Regions from separate parts of the Homo sapiens genome. Here region 2 is linked to region 1. The links are chromatin loops, found by intact Hi-C in ENCODE. Cell type or tissue: mucosa of descending colon. All regions are shown on one strand. Each heading gives the region's core, and the rest is flanking DNA. Links, peaks and the distances in the headings are about the cores only. Region 1 overlaps CTNNA2 (catenin alpha 2). Region 2 overlaps CTNNA2 (catenin alpha 2).

Region 1 (16,775 bases), core at 3,694-11,693:
AAAATTTCATCTGCATGATGCCCTCCAAGGTATTGTTAAAGTCTGGAATTTGGACATTAAATCCATCCTCTGTACTCTGCATTTCCTTGTACAGTATCTTAAGGAGCATGAGGAAATCAAGATGTCCTTTACATATCCATGTCAAGATGTTGATTCTGAATGCTGCCGTCTCTTTGATTCAGAATTAGATGCTAGCATGTTTGATGCTCGCGTTATCTCTGCTTGTCCAATCTAGATGGAAGTTGTGGCATTGATTCTTGTTTTCCTAATAACATTAGAAGGTTTTTGAAGTCACACTTCAACTACCAAGTACTGTAGCAGGGTACTGACATTTCAGTGCGTTTTGATTTGTGTCATGGTTGTAGGAGAATACAGGTACTGATCAATAGAAACATTTATTGACTTAAGAATATAAATAAGTCAGCAGCATGATTTTTATAGAGAGACTTGACTTACTTATTGAAATTTGGGGTTTATAGAAAAATTAATTTATTGGCTGCTTATATGCTTTACAAGATAACTTACAATAGGTTTTCTTTAGTATATATACGATATAGTGTCCTTATTTCAGAAATATATGTGTTGCACAATGAAATTTACATTCCATCAGTGTATCTTCCCTTTATGTGTAAAAATATTGAACAAAATTGAGTTCACTATTGGTCCTCTATATGCCATTTTTCTCTTAAGCTTAGATCATCACTGTTTAACGTTTCCTAATTTATGGTCTTCTCTTGCATTCAAGGCCAAAACAATAATCACCTTTTTATGGAATGTGGCTATTGCTACATTTAACAGGTCTTTGCAAGGTTCTCATTTGTGAAGTATGCCATATTGCGGCTTCATAATCTTTCTGGCTACAACAATGTAAAATTACCCTACACCCTCTTCTCCCAACCCAGGAAAAGGCTACAGCTGAAATAATTAAAATCCATACGGTTAATGATCTGTGCCTTCTGCAAGGTGGCGCATTACTGTCTCTAACGATGTTTAATAGCTCATAACATTCAATACACTTAATCATTAGTTACTGACATTTCTAGTACTTTTGCATACTGAACATATCTTGATAGGGCAAATATTACATTGGAAAAGACTTAATTATGTACCTTGGGAAAGAACACTGACCAAATGAGGACACATTTGGAGCTGCTCTTGCCACTGAATTAGGGTTGTCACAGAACCATGTGGCTATAGTGGGATTTTGTTAGGTGAGGAGAGTTTGATTTGCTGGTGTCACATTGGGATTTATTGGCCTCACAGCAACAATGGCACTGAGACCAGAGTCCCTGACTGGGATGTCAGGAGACAGGGATGCTGACCCCCACCAACCACCTGACCACGGCACTTGGGCTTCTGTGTCTTCATGTGTGAGATGAGAAAGGGGTGCTGAATGATGCCTGAGGAGTTTTCATCCGGATCTGAAATTCACCAGTCTCAACATCACTTCAGAGGCAGTGGCCCCATCAGACTGCTGTCATTTTGCACCTAATTTATTGTTTTCTGAGAGTTTCTGGAAAAACCTAAAGAATGATAAAGAGACCATGGAGCCCACTACCCTTGGTAGAAAGACAAAGGGACAGGCAGCCTTCTTATTTTATAATATTTACATAGTTTTGGTATGGCTTGCATGATAGGGTTTTTTTTTTTTTTAATAAGCAGATAAGGCTTTCTTCTGAATACTGCTTATTTAAGCCAAATATTATCTTGTTTTTTGATAACAAGACCTGAATAGTACCAAGCACTGCTGTAACTGCTTGGTGCTTAAAGTGTCCACAGGAGGTAGCTTATTTTAATGCAGATTCTGCTTGAGAAAAGACAGGACTTCAGCATCCCTGAGCCTTAGAGAAAAATTCTGATTGTTGATTGTTGACCTTTTCCCCAATCACAGATTTCAGTCATAGCCACCCTGGGGTGAAATGCATGTATAGCTCTCTCATATTCTTGATAGTTTCCAAAAAAGTGTTAAGACTTTTTCCTTCTTGCTAGCAAAGGCCTATGTGGGCAAAACAGAGGAGAAGCAAAGGAGTTGCTCCTTTCACTAGAACTTTCCTTTAGCAAATGTTTTGGTTTCCTTGCTACTTCCTGAACTTAGAAATCCAACTAAAAGTTCAAACATGAAAAAGAAGAAAGTATTTCAATTATTTTATTGTAGAGTGTATAGCATCTGGGATTTCATTTGTCTTTTCTCCCTGCTTCAGTATCAATTCAATATGGTTCAAAATGTAAAGTGCCAGGCAGGCGTTCCTTTCCTCCTCTCGACAGCATTCCTTGAGGGAATATACCTTGTCAACCGATGTAAGGTATGATTAAATAAATTAATGTGCTACAATTATGATTTCTTCACTGATTAAGCTTACAGGTCAAGGAAGGAGGGAAAACTCAAATGCATGCATGCACAGGGAGTCACAAATCATCCCTAACATGTGACAATAAGGAGTGGTGGAGGCTGGGAATAATTGGAGAAGTGTCTTTGTTTAGGTCCTTGTTCCTTCCCTTCCTCCCTCCTACCCTCCCTTCCTCCATCCTTCCCTCTCTCCCTTCCTTTCTTCCTTCATCCCTCCCTCGCTCCCTCTGTATCTCTCTCCCTCTGTTTCTCTCTCCCTCCCTTTCTCCTTCCCTCCTTTTCTCCTTCCTCCCTCCCTCCCCCCTCCCTTCCTTTCTTCCTTCATCCCTCCCTCCCTCCCTCTCTCCCTTCCTTTCTTCCTTCATCCCTGCCTCCCTCCCTCTGTTTGTTTCTCCCTCCCTCCCTTTCTCCTTCTCTCCCTCCCTCTCTCCCTCCCTCCCTTCCTTCCTTTCTTTCTCCCTTGCTTGCTTCCTTCCTTCCTATACCCTGTAAACTGAATAACATAATTTACTAGTCTTCAACTCCTAATACAGGTGCAGACAGACATATGTAAACAAATAATTTTCACAGAGTAAACAGGATGTTAAAATAAAGATATTTCTAAAGCACTGGTTTTAAGAGGATAGACCGCAGAGCCAGACAGATTTTGAATGCCTACTTCACCACTTACCATCTGTTTGACCTTGGGCAAATAACCTTAATAATCTTTCTTTTCTGTGTTCAGTTTCCTCAGATAGAAAGGGTGACAATGAGAACACTTCCTTCATCAGATTCTCTTCAGTAGTAAAAGAGTTGATACAGGTTAAGCTCTTTGAGCAGAACTTGGCACATTGTGAGCTCTTAAAAAGAGAGCTATTATTATTATAGATGAAAGAGTTACATGCTAAAATATTAAGTCCAGATAGATACAGCCTAATGAGATCCTAAAGTGGAAGGAATCTTGGACCACCCTGCTACACCACCCCCTTGCTGCTGGAACCATCCCAGAAGAAGACATTCCTATGTTTGCAAATGTAGTTAGAGCAGAGGCCCTCAGCCACATCAACACCTGCTTACCTCATCTTTTCAACACATTATCCAACTCTGCCTGATTCTTATCAAAGAACCACTCACTTATTTCTTCCAAGAAAAGGAGCCAAGAGGCATGATGTAATGCATCAAGATCTTCTGTGGTGACCTTGTAACTTCTGTGGTGTTGTCCACCTTGGCCATTCATTTAACATTTAAGTTTGTTTTGTCTCAAATGAAGATATTTTCCCACCTTGCTTTGAAAATGAGCTGACCAGACCTGTAAGTGGTTTTCAAGTATTACATTGCCTTACAGACTCTACAAAATAATCAAAATGATAAAATGTTCTGAAGTTGGACATTGTTGACTGAATTACCGTTTTAAGATTCTGTTATGTATTTTCCTTCACAGTCTCTGTAAGTGTGTGAGCTCAATCGGGATGCACAGTTTGAGTTGCAGAACTGGCTAAGGCTTTGGGAACCTGTGGTCAGTTTCCCTCACTAATGTTGCTTTCCTCTCTAAAAACATGTTTTAGTTTCTGCATTGCTCTACAAGATCCGTTTTTCAGAATCCTTTAAGATCTGTACTTCATGGAAAATACATGTGAAAAAGGTTGTTAGGCAGGTGTCGGTTATCATGAAAAGGGAACAAACTGGTTAAGAGGATTGGAAATTTTTGCCCTTTTTCTCATCCTTTTTTTTCTTTTTCTTTTTCATTTTTTTCTTTTCCTTTTTTTTTTTTTTTTTTTTTTGAGACAGAATCTCACTCTGTCGCCTAGACTGCAGTGCAATGGTATGATCTCTGCTTACTGCAACCTACGCCTCCCAGACTCAAGCGATACTCCTGTCTCAGCCTCCTGAGTAGCTGGGATTACAGGTGCCCACCACCACAACTGGCTAATTTTTGTTTAGTAGAGATGGGGTTTCACCCTGTTGGCCAGACTGGTGTCAAACTCCTGACCTCAAATGATCTGCCCGCCTCAGCCTCTCGAAGTGCTGGGATTACAGGTGTGAGCCACAACACCCGGCCTTCTCTCATCTTTTCTAAGAATTCTGTAATACAGGGAGAAATATAAAAAACATGAACTATCAGTATATGTTGGATAATTTATGTAATTAGATAAAGGATAATTACGCATTTAGACAAAAGATGATATGCAGTTGTAGCTATTATGTGTGAAAACTGCTGGTTAAAAACATATGCATACAGAACTGTCTAGAAGCTAGCTCATCGGATGTTGTCCTTGGTTATTAAGATGTGAATGCTCTTTTGGCTTCTTTTAATTGTATTTTTTTAGTTCTCTTAAGGAGCACATATTTATTTTATAGCAAAAATGTTGACAATGTAAATTACCATGGAAGGTATAGGAAATACATTGCAATTCCTTTCCCTACGTGGCTTTTCATGTCTTAATCTGCTCTTATTCTGGCTGTTTCATTACATTTGCTCTGTGGTTTGCCTTTTTCTTCATTTTCATTCTCACACTAGTTCCAGTTTTCATCATTTGATTCCAGGGAGTAAGTCCAATACTTGCCATTGCTGAAAGAGTGAAAAGAAAAGTTTTTTTGTTTGTTTTGTTTTGAGACGGAGCTTCACTTTTTTGAGACGAAGTCTCACTCCGTCACCAGGCTGGAGTACAGTGGCACAATCTCTGCTCACTGCAACCTCCGCCTTCCGGGTTCAAGTGATTCTCCTGCCTCAGCCTCCCAAGTAGCTGGGACTACAGGTGCACACCACCACGCCTAGCTAATTTTTGTATTTTTAGTAGAGACAGGATTTCACCATATTGGCCAGAATGGTCTCGATCTCTTGACCTTGTGATCCAACCGCCTCAGCCTCCCAAAGTGTTGGGATTACAGGCGTGAGCCACCGCGCACAGCCGCAGTTTAACCCTCGTTTCCCGGGCTGGATGCAATGGTGAAATCTCGGCTCACTGCAACCTCTGCTTCCTGGGTTCAAGCAATTCTCCTGCCTCAGCCTCCCTAGTAGCTGGGACTACAGGCACCTGCCAGCACGCCTGGCTAATTTTTTGTATTTTTAGTAGAGACACAGTTTCACCATGTTGGCCAGGCTAGTCTTGAACTCCTGACCTCAAGTGATCCACCCACCTCAGCCTCCCAAAGTGCTGGGATTACAGGTGTGAGCCACTGCACCTTGTTTTGTTTTTTTGAGACAGGTCTCACTCAGTCATACAAGCTGGAGTGGTGCAATGATAGTTCACTGCAGCCTCAAACTCCTGGGCTTAAGCCATCCTCCTGCCTCAGCCTCTAGAGTAGCAGGGACTACCCTGGCAATTTGATTTTTAAATTTTTTTTGTAGAGATAGGGTCTCACTAGGTTGACCAGGCTGGATGAAAAAGACGAGTTAAATCCTCTTCAGCCTCTAAGATCATCAACAATTCTGAGGTTTTCATTTTCTTCACCCAGCACTCTTTGAATCTTGCTTTTCACCACACATTTTTCCTTGCTTCTCACAGTTTTTCAGCAGTTCAGTTGTCAAGCATTTAGAGTGCTGACCTTACACGCAGGCCCCTCCTTCAAGGAAAGAGCCACAGGATATTTGTGCCATTTTGGTTCATGACCTGATTCCTACCTGATGTTTTTGTTCCTAAAACTCTGCCTTCCACATGCCATACTTTTCTTTTTTCCTTTTATTATTTTTCTTTTTTTTTTTTTTTGAGATGGAATTTCACTCTTGTTGCCCATGTTGGAGGGCAATGGCGTGATCTTGGCTCACCGCAACATTCACCTCCCGGGTTCAAGTGATTCTCCTGCCTCAGCCTCCTGAGTAGCTGGGATTACAGGCATGTGCCACCATGCCTGGCTAATTTTGCATTTTTAGAAGAGATGGGATTTCTCCATGTTGGTCAGGCTGGTCTTGAACTCCCGACCTCAGGTGATCCACCCGCCTTTGCCTTCCAAAGTGCTGGGATTACAGGTGTGAGCCACCGCGCCCAGCCCATGCCATCCTTTTCTTGTGTTTATTATTACTGGCATGCATCATTCCACATTTGAATTGATCTTACCTCAAGCTGATGCACAATTATGTATTCATCCCAGTGCTTTCAGGGTAGCCTAGGAACCAGAATAAGCACTGATTTAAAAGCAGAGCACCATTTTTTTTTTATATATATTCTATCTTCAAACAATAAGTACTTTTATTGAGCATATGTTGTCTTGCTTCTAAGGAAGAAACACAAGAAGTGAAACCAACCAAAATATACACTTTTAAACCTGTAACCAGGAGATCACCAACTCTTCTTACTGCATTTTGGATGCTTGAAGTGGTTGTGATAGTAGTGGTATTAATGAATAATGATCACCCGTTATGGGTAAGGCCCCATGTTGGGTGCTTTGAATGCATCGTCTCTAATTTTAACTCTCATGGCAGTCTGTGAGGCAGCTGTCATTATTTTCCCTGTCATTTTACAGTTGACTGGACTGAAATACAAAGGTTGAATAAGCACTAGCTCACATATTTGGTAATAGTTGGGGTGGAGTCGAGATCTGAACCCAGGTCAATGTGACTTTGTTTATCCTTTTTCATCCATGAGTTAATACATGTAAAGCTTTTAGAACAATACTTATATAATAAGCCTTTATATAGAAGCACTACATACATGTTAAAATTGTTATTTTCCGTTGGTCCCTTATTTGGTAATGTTAATTTTTCTTCTTTTCAGCAGGTTGTAGTGGCTAGAGGACATCAAAGGCTTTACCGTGGAAATGTTGCTCTGAGTTAGGTCTATAATCAAGTACATGAGATTGAACAAGAATGTATATAAAAGAAGCAGGCAGATCTCTTGTACCCTCTCTTCACTGCCCCATTTCCCTCTTACACATGCATACTATTTCTTAGCGAAATATTTCAATCTTATAGAAAAAGCACTTTTCTCTACATTCCTGGGAAAGTAGCTAATTTTATCCTGATAAACTTGCTTATCAGTTTGCTTCAGTAATCTTAAAGCTGCAGGGACTAAGACCTATTAAAATTATAGCTGATTTGAGGTTGCCTTTCCTTTGGAATCCTTATCAACATGAAATCACTTGTATCTGCTTAAAATGAGCTTTTAGTTTAATTTGCTTTGAATGAAATCATCTTCTATTTATCTTAGAATAATCTCAGAATTTAGTGTGAGTTTTCCATCCAGAAAGGCAGATGGCATTTTCTAATGTGGGTCTCTCTCTCTCTCTGTCTTTCTCTTTCTTTCTCTCTCTCTCTGTCTGTCTCTTCCCTGTCTCCCTCTCACGGACATCTGCTGAGCCACTCTTGGGGTGCCTGCCGTGGGCCCCAGGTTGATTAGCTCCACCTAAGATCTCTGCACTGACACGTGTCACCCATCGGCTTTGAAGCAGTAGTGCTGACCAGATGGTTGGCATCTGCATGAAATGCCAGTACACTTCTGCCAGATGCCCGATGGTGCCGCTAAGACAGATGGAAGGAGTCGTTCTAGGCCCTCCAGAGCCCCTCGTTCTGGCAAGACCTGTCTTCTGGAATGATGTTGGTTCATTCCGAATGTTCAATCTCAACTTGAAAATATATTGGATTAGGCATGGTTCTTCAAGTAGTGCACAAGCTCCACCTGCAGGGAAGGGGTGTGACTGCCCTCTCCTCCTGGGGATCTCTGTTCTGCCAATAGCCCTACCTGAGTGACCTACTTTTAACCATGCTAGGGCTCATACCGATTTCACCTGCAGGAACTGGGATCAACCATGTAGCTACCTGGGTTCGTGTGCAGAATAAATCCCCCTTTCCCTTGAATAAGTGGATCTATTTCAACAGTAGCTGACTTACCTATTAATATCTTACACAAATTTGTCTAGCTCTACTTGTGGCACTTTTGTCAATAGTTTGTTGGATTTACCTTGGTGTATAATGTTCTTTCTACTTGCACTGTATAAAGTAGGGAAAAGGTGGCTTTCTTTCTCCCACCACACAGATATTTGCCAATGACTTTTTTTATTTGTGAGGAGGAGAGGCAAGAGGAGGAGATGTATGTAACCCTGTGGCAAGGGTAGGACACTTGGATTGAGCTCTAGGACCATACATCTTGAAAATTCATCATTGTGCCACTAGAGTAGTGAATTTTTAAGTTTCTCCCATGCTGTTGTTATATATCAAGCTATTTGTGTGTGCCTAGGCAAAAAGGCTAAGCTGGTTAGCAATATAAAATGCTTATTGTAGATGGTAGCCTCTTTTAAAAATCCAACAGTGCAATATATTTCCTTACACACCCACATTCCCGAGTATAAAAAGTATCACTGTGAGGGTTTAAATAACTACCACACTAGCTGAGAGAATTACTTTATATTCTGATCGGCCTATAAAATGGTAAGAGGTGTTTTTTATTTTTTCTTATGACTAGGACTAATTACAGGATGCACAGACTTTCCATGCTATCATTGGCTTCATTTAAATGAGCTAGATTTTGCTTAGTAGGTGAGTAGTAATCATTACTACAAAAATTGAATAAATTGTTTGATCTTGAGTTAAAAAATCTGTCATATTAACTGTACTCTTCAAGTTTATTGAAGCTTTTATACCCCTGTGTACACTCTGCTATATGAAGCTCCATTTATGGTTTCTCACAGTTTTCACTCCCCAAAGTGGATATCCACCCACTGATTTGGTTATCAGTCTCAATCCTTGTTAATTATCTCTTTGTTTCCCATTCCTGGGTCCCTTGATGCAAATATATACCTGACTCTTGTATCGTGTCAGCCCTCATCGTCAGCTTGAACCTTTTGTCTGGTCTTCACATCTAGTCAGCCCTTAGATCGGTTGGTTGTGTCACACAGATGCATTTTATACTCCCTCTCCCATCTCCTTGGTCCAGGCTCTCACCACTGCTCTCTCAGACTAAAACTGCATTTACCCTATTAACTGACTTCTCTGTCCTGGTCTTTTTCCCCTCCAGTTTATTTTATGTAATATGACTAAAATAATCTTCCAAAAATAAAAATCTATTATTGTAACTTCCCACCCTGCTGAGGGTAAAATCCAAACCTCTTACATGGTGTTCTAGGCATTACTGCCTCTCTCCAGCCCCCTTCCTCATGGGTTCTTCCAGAGAACTGCAGGTCTCTGTACTCAGCATGGGGCTCCAGGCTTCAGAGCCCACGAAGTGTTCATGCTGCCTGAGATCCCCTCCCCACCTTTGTTTTCCTGGTGAACACCTCTTTCTTTTTTGCATCCCATTAAAATGGACAGCTTCCCCCCAGTCTCACAATAAATGAGCAAATACCTCTCCCCTCTGTGTTGCCTACTTTCTTAATCTTGTCTCTTATGGCACTTAATTACTGTATTCTGATTATGTGTTGACATACCTGTTTACTCATGAGACTTTGAACTCCTTGTGCCTGGGTATTCTTAGTCAACTTTGTAATGGCAGAGCCTAGTACAGAATCTGACACAAGTGTGTGTTTAGTAAACATTTGTTTAATTGGTTTAGTTCTCTTCTAAATGTTTTCTATATTGGCAAATTGGTTACTAAGAGGATTAGAAGATTGGATCTTGGGTGCCTCTATGATGTGTTCTTGTCTGATTAGCTCAATTAGGAGTACAGTGTTAATGAGGCCAAGGTCTTAACTTTCAATTCCATGTGGAACAATTTGTACCTCGACTGTCAGTAACTTCAATGAGTTGCATGGTAAGTTGCCTGGTATCATTGGTTCCAAGGCAAATGCAGAGAGAGGATGATTAAGCTCAAGGCAAATCCATCTCAACTATTAGACAAATGGAATTAAATATACTCCTTATTGATGTGAAAAGCATGACTTCATACTTCAGTGTGAAATGAGCACCTTGTTTGGTCCACAGCACTTGTCCATGTGCACTGATGTACTTGACTTAAAGGGCTCTTTGCTGCAATAGAGGTGGCAGAAATACCACCTGGTCATCAGAGTTTTGCAATAAAAACAGTAATTGTCCATTCACAGATCTTTAGGATGGCCAGTCTCTAAGCCTCTTGTCTACCCACCTGCCTCTCCGTGTCTGTCTTCCAGGTGAGACGATGCGGATCGCCTCCTCCGAGTTTGCAGATGACCCTTGCTCGTCGGTAAAGCGCGGCACCATGGTACGGGCGGCAAGGGCTTTGCTCTCCGCGGTGACACGCTTACTCATCCTGGCGGACATGGCAGATGTCATGAGACTTTTATCCCATCTGAAAATTGTACGTATGTAGAACTTATCAAAACTTTCTTTATGTGAGTGGCAATCTTGACCGTGTGTATTACAGCTCTGGCCTCTACTCTAGATGTTTCATTGCTCACCAGATCAGTTCATTACCTACCCATGTGGTGCCCACGTCCAATTTTTTCTAATAATAAAATTATATTCAATAATATAGTCAAAGAGTTTTGTAAGACTCACTTGAATTATTATTTTTTTTCCTAAAAACTGAGAGTTTAGATTTCTCCTTACTTCCTGGAATGTGTAACAGTACATTCTTTTAGTCTACAGAGCCTGGACAGGGTGGACCTGCCTTTGTTCTATCTCAAGATTCGGAGCAATCTTGGTCCATGTGATAGTTCAGGTTGGGGTCAGCTCTGCTGAGCAGCTGACCACCTGTGCCCACCTTAGTGTGGATTACATGTTGAATATATTTTGCTATCTACTCTAGCCTTGCTCTCCTGTAGATATATGGATTTTGAATCATATATTGGCAATAAAAAGGGGCCCCATCCACAATTCCCGTGGCTAAAGTCAATCTTGTTTCACCAAGCCTGGCATCTAACATACCTGGATTGGTTCTCTGGGTGGGCACATACTTGTCCCACTAACCCATAGAACACCATTCTATGTGCCTTGCTTTTCATGGTTTCTTTTAATTCTTTTGTTTCCTAATAGAGGTGAAGCCCTGTTCTCATCACAAACTTTAATGGAATAGTGATTAAGGCTACCTCCCCAGTCCTTGACTACGGGTCGTTCTTCCATTTTTCTACTTGCTGATTGGTATCTAGTTGCAACAAGGATGGTTCAACACTTTAACAAAGATGATGTAACTTAGCTGCTTGGGAATATGGCCTCTGCTTAGAGAATCCCTACTCCATACCCTCAGTGAAATATGATTCCTGAACAATTGGCACCAACTCTGGACTGATCGCAGGGTACTTAGATGATGAGATGCAAACCACATTTTCCTTTTTGGAGAACCAACCAATTGCTCGCTTGGTTACCCCTGCTGTCCTGGGCATTCCTGGATTATCATGTTTCCTATCAGCCAATCTTCCTGTCTTATTTTCTTTATCAGTGAAAGCAGGTTATGAGGAGGGACCAGGGGAGATAGGAAATGAATAACAAGAGCGTGCTCTCACCTCACCATTGAGCTCAGATTTGTTCAGTAGGAGGAATCATCAAGAAATTACTTAAATCATAACTATTCTCTGTCAAAAAACCTTGGGCAGGATCTTTTACCGAAGGTGGCCCCAATAAAGTAGCCAAGATTTCCAAATTATGTATAAATTCTGGAAAAATATGAAAGGCCTCAAATTCCAACACCTGCAGCCTGAGCTCCGAGGTCATAAACATAAAGGTAGTGTATCTGTTTAGGGCTTCTATACAGGTCCCTGAGCAGCAGGGGACACCAAGAAACTGCTTGGAAGTTTTTTTTATTTTTATTTTTATTTTTTCCTCTCCTCCTTAGGAATGTTTCAGGGAATGGGTTCTGAAAGGCCAGGAAAGGCTCTTGAAATTGGATAAGCTGAGCAATTTGAGGAGAGTCTTTACCTGTTTCAGAGGCTGGTGAAGGGCAGTACAGTACTATAATTAACCATTTAGCTGCTGGAGTCAGAGTAACTGGGTTTCATCTTGGTTTGGTATCTACTTGCCATCTGTCTGGTAACCTACCAGATAAATCTCAGATATCTCATCTGTTAAAGTGGGGCTAATGGCAGTGGAGCCCTCAGGGTGGTGGGGAGGTTTGAATGGGGACGATTCCTGTGGAGCACTTATCCCAGAGAATGGCACAAAGTGAGTGTCCTGTCAGTGGCAGCTGAATAGGGAGTGTAAGATCACTGGAACCACTTGTAGGCTGCCACACTGGCTGCCATTCCTCCAGTCTGTCTCTGTTATATCCATCTTTTCAGTTACACAAAACTTCCTTCTCAAGCATGTTGGAAGAAAGGTTGTGTTATCTTTCCCTTACAGCCTAGTTAGTCTCCGAAGGCGATATTTTTAGATAAGTCTTTCCACAGAAGGACAATCTTCCTTTACCCCAGCAAGGAAATAATACGACTGAACCTAACAAAATTAACCTTACATCTCATATGTCATTGTTTGCTGTGTTGTGGAAGGCCCTGTCAGCAACTGTCAGGGAGTGATGATGGGCTGAATATCCTTGCTGAACTGCCTACACTCCACACTCGAGAAGTGTGATAAATCCAGGGCGATGACGCCATGTGTGGTACCAGTTGCCTCCTGCAGTCCTGCCTCTCATCCCACCTGTTTTGACCAGTGCTGTTGGCTCATCAGATCACAGAAGCCTGCTGTAATGGGGAGTCAATTGCAATCTCTTCTCCACACAGCCGAGTAAGGGAAGTTTTTTTTTTTTTTTTTTTAACGATTTAGCACAAAATCATGGAAAGGTCAACCTGGCAATATTAAGTAGTCCTGTCAGACTGTCAGTAGTAAAATTAAAAATGATTGTAGACTAAATAACACATTTGTTCTACTTAGAGTGCAGTGTCTGTAGCAAACAGCTGTGGTGGAATGTTGCTATCTTGTGGAGCAAGTGAGGAACTACAGTTTCTGGTGCCATCTGGTGTTTTCTCTCATGAACTATTGCCCCTACCCCCTAAAAGACAATACGTCAATAATTCATTGCAAACAAACATAGCACATAGTTCTACTCAGTAGTAGGGAGTATATCAGTTCTTTTGCGCAGAAGCATATCTTCTCAGGACGGATAAAGTAACGTATTGTCTGCAAGCTTCTATTTATTTGTTTTTCTGTAACTCAGGATGAAGAACATGTCAAATAGCTTTACATATTTTGATGAAGCAAGTTAGAAAATATTTACACCTTTCTCAAGGATTTTTTTAAATAAACAATGAGTTTCTTTACCACCTGGATGATAAAACATAGATGAGAAAGAAAAGAGTGACAGTTGCTTTCTAAGAAGAGTAAAGTAGTGACTCTGGTTTTCTAGTTGGGTTCAGATTGAGTAATACCCTGTAGTGAGACTACAGCCTCCTGCTGTGTTAACTGCTACATATCTCTTTTACCTTTAAGTGTTACACATAGTATTCTACTTTTTATCTTTCAGGCCATATGTCAAAATTTTATTTGTGTTCTTTCCAGATGTTAATTTTTCTCATCTCTGAGTAACTCAGAGGAACAAAGAGAGAATTACCTTTTTCCGCAGCAACTTATATTCATGTTTTTTCATCAGCAGTTCGCCAGGTTGATGAAGAATAGTCACTTGAGTAATCACAGGCAAATGTCGTTCAGCCTCTAAAAATGAGTAAAGGATTAGGAGCCCTGCTGAGGTCGTGTGGTTTGGCAGTGTGCAGGTCTTTGCATTTTGCTACTTGATAATTATGTTTAGGAACTTAAATTTATATGGCAACTGAGAAGTTCTTCTCAGATAACACATAGGTATCTTAGTTGCTCAAGTTATGCTACTTGTTCTATCATGCAAGTATTTGTGGTACTTTAATATTGAGTTCTCTTTGAGTATATATTAAAGATTCACATGACTGCAAAAGGTTTTTGCTGCTGCTGTTACTTTAAATTCAGGAGGATAGAGATAGAACAGTGGGTGACTTAGAGTTCTAGTGCCCAGTTAGCACCCAAGTGAGAATTTAATGTTCCTGAGTAAAGCTAAAGTAATCATTTACATTTCAGACACCATTTAAAAATACTGAATTATAATCAATTTTATTGTTGAAGTTGCTGACAAATGATTTCCTAGCCAGATACCTGGAATATCCTGCAATCAGTTCACATTGTCAGTGTGTTAAGTTGATATGTGGCATCCGGAATTTTAAAGGAATCCTGCATGTCAATCAGTGATCATGAAGAGGGACATTTATATTCCCTAGGCTCTGAACTAGTGTAATCAGATTATATTGTCAATTATTAGCATGAGCGATAGCAGGACACATAAACTCATGTAGATGTGTATGTCAGAGGAAACAATCACCTTTCTATCCTCAGGCTAGATCCTGGGATAATAATGTTCTTGATTATTTGATAATTTCTCTCTAGAAAATGGAATAGCAAGATACAAAATAGCAACCCTTAGTCAGCTTCTCCAGAAGTCAAGTTTCCTTAGTGGCTACCAAGGGCCAAATATAGTGCTGCTGTTCTAATGTGGGGGTGGGGGGCATTGATGAGACATGATGATCTTAACATTAACTGTGACTTTGTGAGTTTTGCATCAAACAGCCTCATGCAGCCTCAGTAGTGTATTATTTCTCAAGTCTACTTTTTAGTCCTGAAGTTCTAATGTGGCTCTTGTGTTTGAATAACAGTAGTCAATTGGTATCATAAAATAGCCTTGCCTCTCATTATAACTGCAGAAAATATGGCCCAGGTTTTTAGCATATCTTTTCTGTCATAGCTATCACAGTATTACCTTCATGCAGCTGCATTGTTCATGATTTATTTATTTATTCAGTTATACACTTAAGAACTATTTATTAGGTGCTGACCATATGCAAAACACTGTGCCAAGATGTATTATTTTAAGGGTGAATAAGACTAGGCTCCTGCCTTCAAAACCTTACAGGCTACTGGGGAGACATTAGGACATTAGCATAGAGTGCAATGCATGTTAGGAAAGGGTGCATATTGCTGTAGTCTCACCCAGATGGAAAATATAATTATGATGCTTTCTTTCATAAATAACAGAAAACCTAATTCTACCTAGTTTTTTAAAAAGGGAATATTTTGGCTCACCAAATTAAAAGTCCAGAGGTAATAGCTTCAGGCAAGGCTTGATCAAGGTGCAAAAGCATGACAAAACCAGGTTTTTCTTTCTTTCTCCTCCTTACTGAGGACTCTGTTCTCTGTAGCCCCTGATAGGAGGCCTCATAGTCTCAAAGTGCTTGCCAACCGTTTTGAAGGTTGCATGATCCTAGACTAAAGATAGCACAAAAGAGGAAATTCTCTTTCCTGGTAGCTCAAACAAACAAACAACAAAAAAAAGTTCTACAATCTTATTAGGCACAATTGGCCTCTCAGTCATGTGCATATCTCTGAGTTAATTATTTAGATGGATAACAGAATATGCTAATTTCTTAGTTAACATGGTCAGGACTCCTGCTCTTTGCTCACCCCAAGCTGGAAATGGGATCAGTTTAACCATATTGTATGGCTGCACAATTTAGGACAATAAGAGAAAGGATGATGTGGTTGGGAGAGGGAGGTCTCAAGATTGGGTCTCATTGAACTAAATGAGGTTTGCCTCTCCTCGAACCTATCGCTGGGCCTAGATTCAATAAGTCGGAGTCTCAAGTCCAAGCTGGGGGCTGAAAGTTGGGGATAAGTGGAAAGAGTTGGCCCCATCACAGAGTTGAGGGATGAATCATTCTGTCCAATGATGACAACACAACCACTCAGTCATTTAAACAGGGAACATTTAAATAATTCTTAACACTAATAGCAGTTTGGAATAACAAGGGATTAGCTCATAAGAAATGACAAGAACTCTTAAGGAATATGGGAATGGCAGATATGAGGAGAAGCTGCTACCCCTGGGGCTGGCATAGGGCACTCTAGGGAGGACCCCACCCTACCAGGCCTGAGATCCAGATGTTGTTGGAGGGTGTGGCCTTGGGTCACTTGATGACAAAGGAGTCACTAAGGTGCCACACAATATAATGGAGCTTGCTAGAAATCTGCCCTTTGGATTGTTGAGGAAAGCTGTTCATGGAGGGGTGTCTTGCTGGAGGCATTCTGCTACAGAATTGCACAGCGGGGCATACTGAGGGAAGCTGCTGGCCACCTGGTGCTGGAGAAGCTTCCTCTGCTGCAGGAGCCTGTTGAAGGAGCACACCAGAACCAGGAACCAAACCCTTTCCTCTGGCAGCGTCTATGCAACACCCTCTACTGACAAAGCTTAACATCAGGCCAACTGGGAAAGGAGTAATATTTCAGCGGCCCATCCATATTTTCATAGTGTTAGCAGAAAAGGTGAATTTGGATTTGATAGCCTATGCAGGAAAAGAGCATGTTACTGAAGGAAAATAGGGTTCTATTACCATAAGAAGGGAGATGATAGATTCAGGTCAGGCAACAGATTTTAACTACAGAAAGAGCTTTACGAACCAAGGAAAGAACAAAGGCATGAGATTAAGAGAGGAGTCTTGGAGTGTTTGAAACACCAGTGATTCTATTGTTGGTGCATAGTGGGCAAGGTGGGGAGAGGCAATAACAAAGTTGAACAGAGAGATCCAGGTTATGGACAGTCTTGGA
Region 2 (16,775 bases), core at 4,203-12,202, 110 kb before region 1:
ATTTGTCTCTTTTCCCTTTCTTCCCTTTGTGCTCTTCCACCCATGAGTACATGAGAGCTTTTACTAAATGAGGATTGATTTGCTTCTTCTGAAAGTAATCACATTTTTCTTAGGAACTTCCTGGTAATGTTCCATGTTTTTCTTCCCCCCCACAAAACTGACATTTTCTACTGGCTTGCTATTATTTGCATCACCAAAACTGTGCCTAATGCAGTAATGCACCATGACATACAGAAGGCTAGAAATGTGTCGGCCCCTCCAGAAAATGAACCCACATTATAGTCGTGTAGCAATTTTGGTAGTCACTACCAGCTTCTACTCCTTTGAAATGTCAATTTATCTAAAATTAATAGCTCCTCTCCACCCTATTTTTTTTTAATTTGTGAAGTCTAAAAAAAAATAGATTATGAAACATCTTAGAATTATGCATAAAGTGAAAATAAATCACATCTCAGTGAGAATAGGGAGTATTTTCCTCTGATAAAAGGAGCCTGGCCTAAATGCAGATGGTAGAGATGGTTGCTGTGTTTGCTTAGGGGACTTATGTGCTTGTTTCCAGGTATTGGCTGTTCTGGGGAGTTGAGGTTCTTGGAAGAGTAACATGTTCATGTGTTAGAGTAAATCCTCATTAAGGAGAATGCTTCTGCACCTCAGAAAAGCAATCTTTGTGACAAGCTGTCTTTCTTTTTTTAATGGTTGCCTCACATGGGTGGCACTGAAAAGATTACAACGTGTTCCTCATCGCATACACATTTTACAGCTAAACCACTATTATCTGATATTCTTATAGTTAATGATTTTGCCATTTTTTTGGCTAGTGTTTGTACTTAAATGGCCTTATAGAATCTTTCTTAAATTCACTCTACCTAATTATTTAGCAATCAAAAGAGAGCCGAATAAAACAGCTCCCAACCCTGCACTAATCACCTCTTAAGTATTGGTTCTATCTATACACATCATCTTAGTTTACATTTATTCAATCCTTTTTTTCTTTCAGTGTTATCTCTTTCTCTATAAACTGACCGGATATTAATTGTGACTTTGAGTCATCGCTTTGATTGCTCTGGGATTTGGAGTAAACCTCAGAAGCTAACTGCATTTGGAACTTTTTTGTAGACTGGCTTTCTTAATAACCTCCAATAACATCTTTAGTCTGCTAACCAGGATAAATATCAACGAAAATAAACCACAGAACCTACATTCTTGTGAAGCCGATAAAAAAAAAATACAGCAGTAAACATGACTGGCAACTTTTGTTGAACAGAATATGGAACAGTTGCATTCATTTCCCCTCCAAACTTCTCACTGGTAGAAAATAAAGGTTCAGAAGTTTATAGGAGATAACATGTTGCTCAAAAGATATTAATAGCCTTTTTAGCAAATTAAATACCTCTAGATATAGTGTTAAAAGAAGTTTGGCAGTTGAGATAGGTGTCCAAATTATGATACTTAGAAAAAGAGTAATAATAGATTCAAATCTTATTATGATTCTAGAAACTTTAGCTGGTTAACTAAACATTGAGTCTGAATCATTTATTTCCCTCACATAAAATTTTCCATTTTATTTATTTTATTTATTTTTTTTTTTTTTGAGACGAAGTCTTGCTCTTGTCACCCAGGCTAGAGTACAATGGCACGATCTAGATTAACTGCAACCTCTGCCTCCCGAGTTCAAGCGATTCTCCTGCCTCAGCCTCCCAAGTAGCTGCGATTGTAGGCACCTGCCACCAGGCCCAGCTAATTTTTGTATTTTTAGTATAGATGAGGTTTCACCATGTTGGCCAGGCTGGTCTCGAACTCCTGACCTCAGGCGATCTGCCTGCCTCAGCCTCCCAAAGTGTTGGGATTACAGGTGTGAGCCACCACGCCTGGCAGAAATTTACCATTTTATTTGTATAAGATAAAATTCTAAATAGCAAAGGTCTTCGAAAGTCCTTGGAAAATAACACATAAGTACCGGGTGTTGGCTACTCATTATTTATTAATTGCTCATTCATCTCTGCCCTGACTTACAGGGCTCAGCACTGGATGTTGGTTCTCCTAGCTCAATACTCAGAGGTACTTCCATATTTGCTTTGCTTCCTTGCCACCCTGAGGCTGGGTACTCCAAGGAGCACTGTACCTGTCAGTCTGTAAAAGTGAGTGAACTTGAAGCTTTGACCCACTGGCAAGTATGCTATTTCTGGTTATTCATGTGCTTTTGTTTTTCCACAGGAAATAAATGATAACCATTTATTTGTATGATAATCCACATAATTTCACACTTTCCTTGATAAGGTTATGTGAGGAGGCTAAGTGATGTGCATTCATGATTTAGTATTGAAATCCCATGATTTAATAAACACGGAGATTTAGAAATTATGAGATAACATGACATTTCTAGACAGTTTTGCAAAGAAGTTTTACAGTTTCTCTTTTATATTTAAGGTGACTACACTTGTCAACACAAGCAACAAAGGCCCATCTGGTAAAAAGAAAGGGAGGTCAAAGAAAGCCCATGTACTAGCTGCCTCTGTAGAGCAAGCCACTCAGAATTTCCTGGAAAAGGGTGAACAGATCGCTAAGGAGAGTCAAGATCTCAAAGAAGAGTTGGTGGCTGCTGTAGAGGATGTGCGCAAACAAGGTAGGCAGAATGATATTATTGTTCAAGGCGGATCTATACTGATGTGCAAACAATGGCTTTTTCTTTAGAATCAATGGATATTTACTCAAAGAAGAAGTCTTACGTTTTTTTCCTTTCTATCTACACTTGTCATTTTTAATGTTTGCTGGATGTGGTACATAGAGATATTTTCATTGTTGCAGTATGGTACAGCTACAAACACTCCATGTCTGCTGTTACGTCAAATCTTCAAGATGTTTCTTCTTGGTCAATGTAAACAGACTTTGTGTCAAACTCAGGCTTTAGGGAGAATGGGATGGGAAGACCTAACGTTTATAGAGTCAATGTAAAATCAGGTTTCTATGGATGAAGGGGGAGAAGAATGTAAAGTATTATAAGAGAATTATTCTTATTTTTCTGCAAGTCTCAAATTCATGTTTTCAGTTCATAGATTTCCTCACAAATGTAGCAAGCTAGCCACTCATTAATAAATCAGCTACCTCTCTAGCTAGCTAGCTATAATACTGTTGATTTAGCATTTTAAAATTTTGATCTGTATAAAATATACAACATAAAGTTCTAACTACGGCCGGGTGCGGTGGCTCACACCTGTATTCCTAGCACTTTGAGAGGCCAAGGCGGGTGGATTGCCTGAGCTCAGGAGTTCAAGACCAGCCTGGGCAACACGGTGAAACCCTGTCTCTACTAAAATACAAAAAATTAGCCGGGCATGGCAGCGTGCGCCTGTAGTCCCAGCCACTCAGGGGGCTGAGACAGGAGAATTGCTAGAACCCGGGAGGCGGAGGTTGCAGTGAGCCAAGATCGCGCCGCTGCACTCCAGCCTGGGTGACAGAGTGAGACTCCATCTCTTAAAAAAAAAAAATAAAATAAAAAGAAAAAAGTCTTAACTACTTGTAAGTGTACAGTTCAATACTGTTAACGATATTCATATCGTTGAGCAAGCAATCTCCATAACTGTTTCATCTTGCAAACTGAAACTCTATACCCATTAAACTATTTCCCATATCCTCCTCCCTGAAGCCTCTGGCAATCACCATTCTACTTTCTTTTTCTATGAATTTGACTGCTCTAAATACCTCATATAAGTGGAATCATACATATTAGTCTTTTTTTGACTGGCTTATTTCACTTAGCATAATGTCTTCAAGGTTCATACATGTTGTGGCATGTTTCAGAATTCCATCGTATGTATATACCACATTTTGTTTATACATTCATCCATTCACGGATGTTTGGGTTGCTTCCACTTTTTGGCTCCTGGGAATAATGCTGCTATGAACATAGAGGTAAAGATATCTCTTTAATGCCCTGCTTTCAGTTCTTTTGGATATAGACTCAGAGGTGGTATTACTGGATCATATGATAATTATATTTTTAATTTTTCAGAGCCTGCATGCTGTTTTCCATAGTGGCTGCACCATTTCCATAGTAGTGCACTCCTACTAATGGTGCACAGCGGTTCCAGTTTCTCCAAATCCTCACCAACACTTGTTTTATTTTGTGAATTGTATCATCATAATTGTTGTGAGGTGATATCTCATTGTAGATTTGATTTATATTTTCCTAATGATTACTTATGTCGAAGAACTTTTTATATGCTTCCTAGGCATTTGACTATTTTTTTCGGAGAAATATTTCCAGTCTTTTGCCCATTTCTGAATCAAGTTGTTTGGTTTTGTTGCTGTTGTTAAGTTATAGGAGTTCTTTATATAGTCTGGATATTAGCATCTTATCAGACAGTGATTGGCAAATATTTTCTCCCATTCTGTAGGTTGCCTTTTCACTCTATTGTGACCTTTGACACAGAGAATTTTTAAATTTTGGTGTAGTCCTATGCAGCATTGTAGTTGAAAGTTCTAAGGACCATGAAATCAGAACAGACACCTACTCCCAAGCTTGGTCTCTCTCCTGCATTTTCTGCCTTGAAGAATGCAATGCATGTCTATTGAGTTGCACGTTGCATAAATCTTAGTGCCATTCTTGTTACTTCCCTTTCCTTCCAAATATAGTCTATTGTAAAGTTTCCTAGATCTTACCTCCTATATATCTGTTTAATGGACCACTTCCTGTCTTAGTTATTTAAAAGCACTATGTTTTCATGCCCCAGGGCCTTTATATATGCTGCCTCTTTCACACATTTCTACACTTCCCAGCTCAAGGAATACCTTCTCAGGGAAACTTTATCTGAAACTCCTGTCATACTTTTTAATGGGTTCTTTCCTTGTTACTTTTCACAGGATAATTAAGTATTTGTGAGGTGACTGTCTTTCATGCCATACTATAAATTAATAAAGGCAGAGACCAGACCATGTCTCTTTTGCTAATCATTGATTTTCAATGCTTAGTACTCATTAAATATTTGTTGAATTATTGAATTAAGAGGTGAATGAATGGTCTCTTCCAATTCTTCTTGCAAACCTACCACTGTATCAATTCACAGCTGGATATTTAGTACCTGGAAACACCAACCCTCCTTCCACACTAACAAATACTGTTCCCCTTCTGCCCTGTTCTTCCTCATCCTCTCCTTCCTCCTAAAAATTAATTTCATCTCTATTATACTAACTTAAATTATTACTTTAATTTGCAACGTTAAATGTGCCACATTTTATCTATTGTGAAGAGTATATTTGTGTATGTGTTTTGGCAGTGCCAAATCTAAGTTTTCAGGTGCATTCGAAAACTGATATTCCTTCTGAATTGCAGATGGACGCTTGTTTGTTTTCATGCATCTATAGCCTGGATAGTTGTTTTATTTTTTTCTTTTGTTGTGGGTTTTTTAGGTTGACTGCCATATAATAAACTGTATGCACTTAAAATTTACAATATGATAAATTTTGACAAATGTATACATCCATGAAACCATCTTTGCACTGAAGATAGCAAAGGTATTCATAGTAGAGAGTGGTTTGATTGGCCCCGGGCCTCCTTTTAAAACATTTGTCTTCTATGATAATAAATTTTTCCCTTTAGTTTCTCCAAAACCTCTTAAGAATTCTTTTGTCATTACAAGTTAGTTTTCACACATTCTGTAGAAACTAACGTTTTCATTTTCTTGAAGCTTACATGAAATTGTGTTCTCGTGGATATAATACAATAAACAACACAGTTCTTGGCCAGACTATCCTAGGAGTATTGGAGTAACAAATTTCTACAGATGCTAATTTAACACAGCTAACAATGGTTGAACTTCTAGGGGATATTTCAAGTTTTCTTTTTATATTATCGATTTCTTCTTACAAAACAATTCTATATCAGAAATGTTGTCTACGTGTAACCTGTATAAAACTCAAATGCCACGTGCTCCTTCTCTTGAACAGTGTCAAATTCAAAGAAGCATTACTATAGTATGCAAAATAACCCAAAAAATGGGTAAAAGCATTTAAAATTTGCTTTGTTATTTTTCATTCTGCAATCTTTTCCATACACTGCACATGCCTCTCAGGTGTGAGTGGTGCACCTCCTCACTGACAGCAAGGTCCTCAGTCTCTTGTTTGAATTTGATGCCCAGAAGCTCTTATCTCCATTCTTTCCATTCTCTAGCACAGCTCGTCATTATGTAATCCCCTTAGCTTATCTGGCTTTAGCTGATTTTCCTGTTTGCCCATTACCCAAATTTTATTTACCAATGAGAGCCTGCATTGATTTTCAGAGAGAGAGGTAGAGAGAAAAGAGCTTGTGGGGAAGGAATATGGAATGGGGCAAGATATTTAGTTAATGGAAACTTTAAAACACAGTATCTTTCCTTCTATCATAGAAATCTGTTTTCCAATATGCAAGATGATATTCAGAAATTATGGACACACTGACATTTAGAAAACAATAACCTCTTTTAAACTACCTCCAGCATCCATACATGACTTATTTATTAAATGATATGTTGTGGGAATGAAATCTGTTAGTTTTACTATTGCATTGTTTTTGTTTTTATTAAAAAGTATTGTCACTTTTTGTTTTCAGCATAAGTAAATGCCAGTTTTCATATTGTACATGTCCATTTTCAGATTTTTAATATAGAACTGTTTTGTTTTTCTTTTGAAGTTTCACAACATTCATTATAATTACCCCATCTGTCAAGATTATAGAATTATCTATTTAACTATGTTATTGTATTTCATATGGCTAAACAGTGTTATTTGAATTTCTTTATCATTAAATATATATATATATATCTTTTAAACCTGGCTGCATGCCAGATCTCTAAAAGTTTTCAGTATGAGTGGTGACTATATTTTTACTCTAGAATATTCCAGTAGAAGATTTCCCTATATCTGTAAAAAAATACTGGAGTAGGTGTTGTGCTGAACCCCTATGGACTCTGATGGGGATGACGCCAGGATCACGGGGCCAAAGAAGAGACCCAGAGCCAGCAAATGAGACATGGAGTTTTACTGGGGGGCTTACCTACGGGGGAGAAGTCTAGTGGCAGCAGGCTGGCAGAAGAACCATAACCATTTGTGAAAGGCATGCAGTTCATATAGTACTTTCACGTATCACCATTTACCTAACAACTTTCACCTGGCAACCTTCATTCAACCCAAAACGGTGCCTCCATCCCCTCTACACCCCATGTTCCATGGGCTGGGCTGGGGGCTCAGATGTTACTCATAGACAAGGAATGAATCTCTAGGTGGGCCACTCCCAGATTCCCTAGCTCAGCAGACACATTCAGATGCATCTGCCGTATGGGGTCATTCTCGGAGTATGCGTAAGTTTTTGCTCTCAGGTGTGTTTATATACAGTAGGCTTATGATAGCATTTATATTTAAAAGAAGTAACAAAAATAAATTGCCTAAAAGAGATATTGTATTCAAAACTTAGAACTCTGATGTTTTAGACTTTGGGAAAGATAGGATATCTAGTTTGGTGTGTGTGTTTCTCCCTTCCTATCTGTTCACTTATGACTAAAGTCATGTGATATATGCATATTATCTTCCTAATGTAAGTTTAAACCGTATCAGAATAGGAACAATGAGATTTATGTATTTCTTTCTTCTCCTGAGGCACTCGGCATGGTCCTCTAAGCACATGGTAGGTGATATTCAGGAAGGAGTCTTGTGAAATCAGGAAAGCATTGGCAGTTTGGCTAAGATATCCAACTTCTAATCTAACTTTTACAAATAACTAGCTGAAAAGCTAAGTCACTTAACCACTTTTAGCTTCAGTTTCTCCATTTTACAAATACAATTATTGTGTCTACCTAAATGAATTGTTTTACTAAATGAAGTCACAGGGGATTAAAAAAACGCTAAATGTTCTATAGATGTCAGAGTAGATTTATTAATTATAATTTATTAAATCAATGTGTACTACCTATAGCAATGTGTACTACCTTTTGATTAGTGAGCAAGTCCCGGCCTTTCCAAGCAGGATGCTAGAGAGCTGAATCAGCATCTAATAGTCTTCATGAAGAAGATTGAGTAGCTCGGTATGGCTTACAGTTGGTGGTAGTTGCACGTGGTGTCCGCAAACTATGAGTGGATAGATGTGCAGCTGGTGAACCATTCACAGAAAAGCTTCTTGAAAACAAGGAATGCAAAGGAGTTATTCCAATCATTTCTTCATATTGAAGCTCTGGACCAAGGAAAGCTTAAATCGGGGAATTCCAGAACGTTTTCAGTGTTTACCACGAAGATTTTTCTAGACTGAAAACTTTTTTTTGACTATGCACTAATTGAGGGGTTCTCAAACTTTAGTGAATACTAGAATCACCTGGGAAGATCTTGAAATCTTTATGTCCAGGCCTCACCCCTCTTCAATTAAATCAGAATCTCTGCAGTTGGACCCAGGCTTCAAGATGTTTATAGCTCCTCAGGTGATTTCATTTTACAGCCAATTTGAGAAGAAGTGGACTAATCCCTTTCTTGCTTATCAGCCCTGCTTAGATTACTTATCAATCCATGGTAGTTATTTAGTGTTTCACATTTGGCAGCTGATAACAGGCAGTCATTATACAAGGTTTATGAGCTTATTGTTTACTTAGAAGTAGGTAGGTAAGGGCCGGGCGTGGCGACTTGCGCCTATAATCCCAGCACTTTGGGAGGCCAAGGCGGGCAGATCACGAGGTTAGGAGATTAAGACCATCCTGGCTAACACAGTGAAAGAGAAGTCTGGTGGCAGCAGGCTGGGCAGAAGAACCACAACCAGGGGTTGTGGCAGGCACCTGTAGTCCCAGCTACTTGGGGAGGCTGAGGCAGGAGAATCACTTGAACCCAGGAGGTGGAGGTTGCAGTGAACCAAGATCTTGCCACTGCACTCCAGCCTGGATGACAGAGTGAGACTCTGTCTCAAAAAAAAAAAAAGAGGTAGATAAGACTTACCTAGGAGAAACAACTTGATATTCTATATTAAAATATTATGGATAGATATATCCTATGCTAAATGATGTGTTACCCAGCCTGACATTCTGCAGGTACACAGGAATATGTGTTAAGTATATACTGGGCAGTCAAATGTATAGGGCAGTTAAATATTTCAGGAGTTGTGGAAAAAAAGATACATAGCTGAAATTAACAAGAAGGAGGTAATATTTAATGTGATCATTGATTAAAAATTTTCGAAGACCAGTGGGACAAGAATTGCAGGTTTAAGATTGGTGGGATAAGAATTTCAGGCTGTATCTAATTTTCAAAGGCATAAAAAAGAATGGCACTAATAATTGGAGGTTGGATAAAGAAGCCCTGATTTGATGAAATGTTTCATATTCAGGTACAGTTAGAAATATAAGATGGCTGGGCAGGGTGGCACATGCCTGTAATCCCAGCACTTTGGGAGGCCGAGGCAGGCAGATCATTTGAGGTCTGGAGTTTGAGACTAGCCTGACCAACATAGTGAAACCCCGTCTCTACTAAAAATTCAAAATAATTAGCAGGGTGTGGTGGCTCATGCCTGTAGCTCCAGATAGGCGGGAGGCTGAGGCAGTAGAATCACTTGAACCTGGGAGGCGGAGGTTGCAGTGAGGCAAGATTGTGCCACTGTACTCCAGCCTGGGTGATGGAGAGACTCCATCTCAAAAAAAAAAAAAAAAAAAAAAGAAAGAAAGAAGGAAATATGATAAGATGATAGAACAGATCCAGATAGGGAAAAGTATAGACAACATGATGAAAGGAAGGGAGAGAGGGAAGGAGGACAGAAGCTATCTACCTGGCTGGCTTCTACTCACTTAAATGATATTTTAGAAAGATTAATATGGCAACTTCATGAAAACCTGACTAAATTAGAGAAAAACTGGACCCAGACAGATTGGTTAGGTGTGATCATAATATCAAGGGAAATGAAACAAAATATAGTACTACTTTGAGGGTCCAGGATTGAGGAGGTGGTAATGGGAACAGAAAGAAGCTAAAAGTTGCAGGCATTACAAAAAAAGAATAAAATCTTTTTCAACTTACTGAAGGGGAGATAAGAGCCAAAATTTGTTCTACATTTTTGGCCCTAGGCTAATTAATTGGGAAGTCTTTAGGAGTGACAGGGGCAGGGGAGAGTGTACGGGTTTGATTTTAAACATAGATGAATGGGGAGGACCACCTGGCAGAAGGACAATGCCATGGTGAAATAGAGAAATTTGGAAGTACTTGCCAATAGAGAGAGGAGAACAGAGGGATGAAGGTATAGTTTTGGAAGAAAGAACAAACTAGTATTAGAAAATGAAGTAGAACTAAATTAGGGAAAGCAATCCCCTGAAAAATATCCAGCGAACAAAGAATCCTAAAATCCAAGGGAATAGGATGTTTCTTAAAGGAGATAGTGATCACTCTAGACTCTAGAATGTTGTTGTAGTCATATCAGAGTGTTCAGAGATTGTGGAGAATGAATAATGAGAAAATGCTTTGGATTTAGCTAGACAGGTGTCATTAATTATATTCAAAAGTGCATTTTCAGGAAGCCACAAGGGCAATAGCTAAATGAAAAGAAAGAATCCATCCTGAAGGAACAGAAAAGATGTTGAAATAATTGATGTAGGTAGGAATGCTAACTAGACTCTCTTTTGGTTATCATTGCAATACATATTGAAGGTATTTCTTTTTGCCTCTCATAGTCTGGTACTCAACTAAGGGCCCCTTTGTTATTATTTTGTGTATCTCTGGAGCCTGACACAATGTCTGCACATAGTGAGCACTTCAGGCATGCATTAGAAGATCGTCACAGAATGGAAGGAGAGAAATGGAGAGGAGCAATGGGGAGACATTAAAGGCAAGCACAAAATTACAACTGTTTGCCTGCTTGCTTATTGTTTCCAGCCCAAAAAAGAAGTATCAGGGTATATATGAAGAGAAGGAGCCATAATTATAATACAAAGAAAGACAGTTCAGGGTTGCATGAAGTGATGCAGAGAGGAAATTTCTTTATCTAGAAAGCAGGTAGGGAGGAGAGATAATCCCAAAAATGTTTTGTGGAAAAAGTAAGAGCAAAAGCAGATTAGATGAAATGATCTCGATTATTTTGAACAAAGACAGAGGTGTTTTTAATGGACCATGGATAGCTGATACTTGACCACTATTGGAGATGTTTTTCTATTTTTTGTCTGTTACTGCCATCTGTGTGGATCTCCCGTACATTTTTAAGGGATTTAATTTACTGAATACAGCTGACGATTACTCCTTTCATGGATGCTGCTGAAAAGGCCAATTTTTATGAGGCATAATTTGCCTAAGAATTTTTTATTTAATTCATTTATATGGTATGTAACTGCATCTGTTAAAAATGGGGTGTTCACATACGGTAGTCAGTAATCTTATTCAATTTGAAATAGATTTGAAAGCTGTGCTTTGAATGATAGGCATCCTTTCTCAAATTTTCTCAATAGGCAAATCCATTTAATGGTGTAACACAGCATTGGTTGTATGCCATAGGACTTATAGAGAATCCTTAAAACACCTCCTCTGTCACCCCGTTATTATATCTCCACATTCTCTTAAGCCATGGAGCAGTTGCTTATGTTTCCTGCCTTCGTTCGACAACAGCATTTTCACATTGCCCACTGTCTGTCTGAGCAATGACAAATCCAAACAGCTAAGATATGACCATGCCACCAAGGTGTATTTGGCCAGCGTGTAGATGAGATGTACATGGTCCTAACTCAAAACTAAGGGGAATCTTATGGAGCAGAGTGACAAGGAGGTGCAGATGAAAGAAGAAGCTTCTTCATGGGACCATTTCCTAAATGAAAGTGATGGCCAAGCCATTCACTGCTCATGCAGTATTTTCTTTGTTATGACATAACCTCAAATGTGAAGTGATATGGTGATATCAACAAGTTCCACTATTTTCTTTTCTTTTTCTCTCTTTTTTTTTTTTTTTTTTTGAGATGGAGTCTTGCTCTGTCACCCAGGTTGGAGTGCAGCGGCGTCATCTTGGCTCACTGCAACCTCCACCTCCTGAGTTCAAGCTATTCTCCTGCCTCAGCCTCCCAAGTAGCTGGGATTACAGGAGTGTGCTACCATGCCTGGCTAATTTTTGTATTTCTAGTAGAGACAGGGTTTCACCATGTTGGCCAAGCTGGTCTCGAACTCCTGATCTTGTGATCTGCCCACCTAGGCCTCCCAAAGAGCTGTGATTACAGGCCTCAGCCACTGTGCCTGGCCTCACTATTTCATTTTTATTCAATCGACATTTATTAAGTAAATGATGACCAATGGGCTAAGACAGAGAGCAAGACTGAGAAAACATGACAGAGCATGACAGAAAGTTCTCCTTCACATATCTGAGAGGTCATAAGCCCTTGCCTCCTAATGACCTGGTGCCTCCCTGCTTCTCACCCTCTTTGGTGGTGAGGTGTTAGTGGAATGAGAGGACCCAACAGAAACTTCAGTTGATGCCAGCTGTGTGAACTCCTAGGCTGAGAGCTGGTCAGAGACTACTTCCCTGACCAGGAAGCTCCCTCTGTCACACAGCTCTGTCCCTCCTCCTTCATTTGCCCTATAAATACATAAAGCAGCACAGTGTGGGGATGGTGGGCATGTTCTTCTCGCTCCTGCAGCACTTTCCGCAGGGGTCAGCCTCTCTAAAAACAAGAGTTGCGGGAGGTGGGCAGGATTCTGTTACTCCTCTGTGTGTCCTTTTCTCAAGTATCCCTGGCTTTATGCCTCTACTCCTTATACCCTGAATACTTGAGTCTCCTAGGATATTGGGCTTCCTTTCTGTGCTGTGCGCTGACTCTTCACTGCTGCCTGACTGCCTCTGTATGGATGGTACCTTAGTTACCATGTTCTAGTATGGGTTCTTGCTGGTCTTAGGGTAAGATTTCACTCCTGTATGGGGAGCGGAGGGGATGTTTCCACTGAAGGAGGATACCTTTGGGGAAAGAAGAGTATTCTAGGACAGAAAATGGGGATACAAGAGGCAAATCCTAGGTAAGAGAAGGGAAGATAACTCATGTATCTTCCCTCTACGGATCTCACTTCATTGAGCCTGGACTCTGCTGAGTGTAGATCCATTACTTTTTAAAATGATACTATTCACAGCCGGGTACAGTGGCTCATACCTGTAATCCCAGTGCTTTGGGATGCTAAGGTGGGAGGATTGCTTGAGGTTAGTAGTTCAAACCAGCCTGGGCAAGATAGCAAGACCCCCATCTCTACAAAAAATAAAATAAAATAATGAGCTGGGCATGGTGGTGCACACCTGTGGTCTCAGCTACTCTAGAGACTGAGGCAGGAGGATAGCTTGAGCCTAGGAGTTTGAGGCTACATTGAGCTATGATAGAGCCACTGCATTTCAGCCTAAGTGACAAAGCAAGAGCAAATGATACAGTTTGAGTAATGTAATAAAGTGCATGTGTGCTAGATCCAGCAAGGGCAGACCTTGAAGTTGGAATGGAGGATGTCGTTCTTGAGTCTATGAGTGCAGCTGAGCTAGAGATCTGATGGTGCTCCACTATGGCCATACACTGCCACTCACTGTCCTTCCAGTGGCTTCTCCTCCCCTTCCTTATAGAAACTTCATTTTACAAGTGTTTCTCAGAGTGAAGTTCACAGACCATCTGGTTCAGAATTCCCTGCGTGGGTATGGGAGGAGTCCATGAAAATTCATCTTGATAAGTCTAGCCATAACTCCAGATTCAGTATGTCTGGGGTGACCCTGTAAATTTTATTACTAGATAGCACCCCAAGTAAATCTTATGCTTCTAAAGTTTGAGAATCACTAATAGCCTAAGTTTAATACATCGTTATCAACATCATTTTAATTAGTTAGGTCTCTTTGCCATGGAAAAGTATGCTATCTAGGAATGAAATCAATTCTCAGAAGGTTTAACATCAGAAGTTTAAAAAATACCAAAAAACCTAGAGATGCATACAATGACAAAAAGACAAAAAGAAGTTCCATGTGAAAATATGATGAAAAATGCATACACGTGAAAATGTCATATACCCTTAGGATTCATCTTAATGCAAATTTTAACATTTGCAATAGGTTCATCTGTTGCATATTTTGTTAAATAAAATATATTTGTATGCCAAAGTTTGCATTAGCTGAGGGCCCAGGAGTACTTCAGGTCAGCACAGAGCCCTTTGTGTGGCTTTTATTGCAAGACATTGGAAGATAATGGCATATTATTCTTTCACCTGACCTCTCTTTCTGGAACCCTTGGCTTTTGAAAATGCTATATTCTTTCAGCAAAAATAACAGCAACAATAGCAATGGTTTATTGTTTGCCACTCCATTTGTAAGAAACTTTGTATATAGTCTCTCAAAGTCATCCTGTTTGTCATTTGAAGTATTATCCATACTTGTATAATATGACACTGATACTGATATCCATGTGCATTGATTACTTCTACAAATATTTTTTGAGTTCTATGCACAGGCACTATTTTGGGTGCTGAGAATATGAAATAAAGAAAACATACATTATCTGCTAATAAGAATATTACATTTTGAGATGAGACAAATAAGTAAAATATTAAACAGGGTGATGATTATAGGCTATGGAAGTGCAATTTAAAAATGAAACAACCAAAAGCATGATTCATGAAAAAAATTGATAATTTGAATTTCATATTAAAACTAGAAACTTTGGCACTGAGAAACATAATACTAAGAGAATATAAACAAGCCATAAACTGCAAGAAAAAACTGGTAAATTACATATTTGATGAAAGACTTATATCCATAATATACAAAGAACTCTTAAAATTGCACAAGATAACCAGTAACTCAACATAAAAATGGGTGAAAGCCCTGAACAGATACCTCACCAAGGAAGACATGCAGATGGCAAATAAGCATAAGAAGCAATGTTCACCATCATTTGTGATTGGGGAAATGCAAATTAAACAACAATGAGATTTTAATATCCTTACTAGAATCACTAAAATCTCCAAAACTGACAATACAAACTGTTGGTGATATGTGGAGCAACAGGAGATCTCATTCATTCAGATGCAATATGATATAGCCACTTTGAAGGACAGTTTGGCAGTTTCTAAAATAAAACTAAACAGATTTAATTGCCTTATAACTCAGTAATCACAACCCTACATATTTACTCTGCTGATTTGAAAACATCTATTTATATGGCATCACCTAATCTTGTTCCATTTTCTAAAATAAACTTAGAATAATTTTAGACTTATGGAAAATTCGCAAAGATAGTACAGAAAATTACATATACTCTACACTTATTTGTCACAATTAATAAACCAATATTTATAGATTATTAACTGAGCAGAGCATAATAATAAAAAAACCATAATCACAAACCTTTCTGTTGATATGCTTAGCAAAAATGGCAAGAACAAACACAGTGTGAGTGCCGAACTATTCTTATTTTTAAGCTGACTTGCAAAGAATGGTAAATTATACATCTGTATGAATAAGAATCAGAAATCTAGTTTAGAAGATTGCCAATTCAGGACTGTTTCTTTTAATACCCTTTTTTGAAGTCTAAACTTACCAGTCTAAGTAAAACCATTCTTGTGTTTCACAGAAAACATTTAAAGAGGCATGCAAGGATATACAAAATACAGAAAGAGAATAAGAAATCCATGGAAAAGAGAAAAGACAAATATGGTCGAAGACTCAAGAAGAGTCAGGGAAGTGACTAATGCACATATACATTAGGGCCTATGCATCCTGTGCAAACCTGTCCACCCGAGAACACAGCCACAGGTGGCTCAATGGGTGGGGCTTGCTTTGCAGTAGAGTCCAGGTTCAAATTCCAACTGTAGTTTTTATGGTGCCTGCGCTGTGCGACCTGGGAAAATTATTTACTCACTCTGTGCCAGTGTGTTCATGAGTTCATTGGGGCTCATCTTACATTCATTCCAGCATTGCTATGCAGAGCAGATGATAGGATGCATGTAAAGTACTTAGCAACAGACCTAGCACACCTCAGACTTGAAAAACCTGGTGGACGTTGTCTTTATTGCTAACGTCATTGTTATTCTTGCTACAACTGGACAACAGATTGGGCTCTTAAGCTTTCTGACACATCAGTTGTAAAGTTAATGACAAAATTGTATTTTTAATCATAAAATGATCTTTCCGATAGATCATGAAACTATCTCCATTTCATGTAATTCACTTTGTTTTAAGGAAAATTCCTTAAACAAAATGTTTGATTTGTGCATAAAATACTCTACGTTAACACATAAAGATAAAGAAACCTGGTTATCAAGCATTTTCTCTCTAAAAGCTAGGTCTGTAATTCAATCAAAAATGCATTCGATATAAACATCTTGAATAAAAACCAGATAAGATTGTTGAAGACGAAGCTGATTCACTGATGTGTTCTAATTCTGATGTCAGTGACTTGATGCAAACCAGGCAGTCTTCATTAACTCTGGACCTCTCAGAAACCAAGGCTGGGCAAGCGTGCTTCTAGATGTGACTCTTCTTTTTTTAAAACAAAAATAATAATAATTTCAAGATTTATTTCAGATTTGGGGAGTGCCTTCACAGGTTTGTTACCTGGTTATATTGTGTGGTGCTGAGATTTGGGATACAATTAACCCCGTCACCCAGGTAACTGAGCCTAGTACCCAAGTTAGTTTTTCAGCTCTTGCCCCCTCCTTCCTTTCCTCTTCTAGTAATCTCCAGTGTCTATTGTCACCATCTTTATGTCCATCAGTATGCAATGTTTAGCTCCCACTTACAAGTGAGAACATGTGAAATTTGGTTTCCTGTTCCTGCATTAATTCACTTAGGATAA

What was found. Hi-C counts contacts between places; a loop is a spot of excess contacts. Peaks named below come from ENCODE experiments on the same cell type or tissue, not always from the same donor. Only the 100,000 strongest peaks of a DNase experiment are listed, where the experiment ranks them.
Region 2: it touches region 1 in a loop (2.2-fold over the local background); 4 of 110 quality-filtered maps call a loop at or near these places.

Annotation. Positions count from the first base shown.
Region 1 is chr2:79,847,653-79,864,427 of GRCh38, forward strand. CTNNA2 (catenin alpha 2) reads left to right here. Exons shown (of 19, transcript NM_001282597.3): 4 at 10,361-10,527. Among named protein-coding and RNA genes, the nearest start is that of MIR8080, 11 kb to the right of the region's middle. In mucosa of descending colon, for the core only: a CTCF peak has its summit at 7,912 (motif pointing left); no DNase peak of the experiment used is centred there.
Region 2 is chr2:79,741,960-79,758,734 of GRCh38, forward strand. It overlaps CTNNA2 (catenin alpha 2), which reads left to right. Exons shown (of 19, transcript NM_001282597.3): 3 at 2,428-2,623. Among named protein-coding and RNA genes, the nearest start is that of MIR4264, 100 kb to the left of the region's middle. In mucosa of descending colon, for the core only: no CTCF peak of the experiment used is centred there; a DNase peak (open chromatin) is centred at 8,642.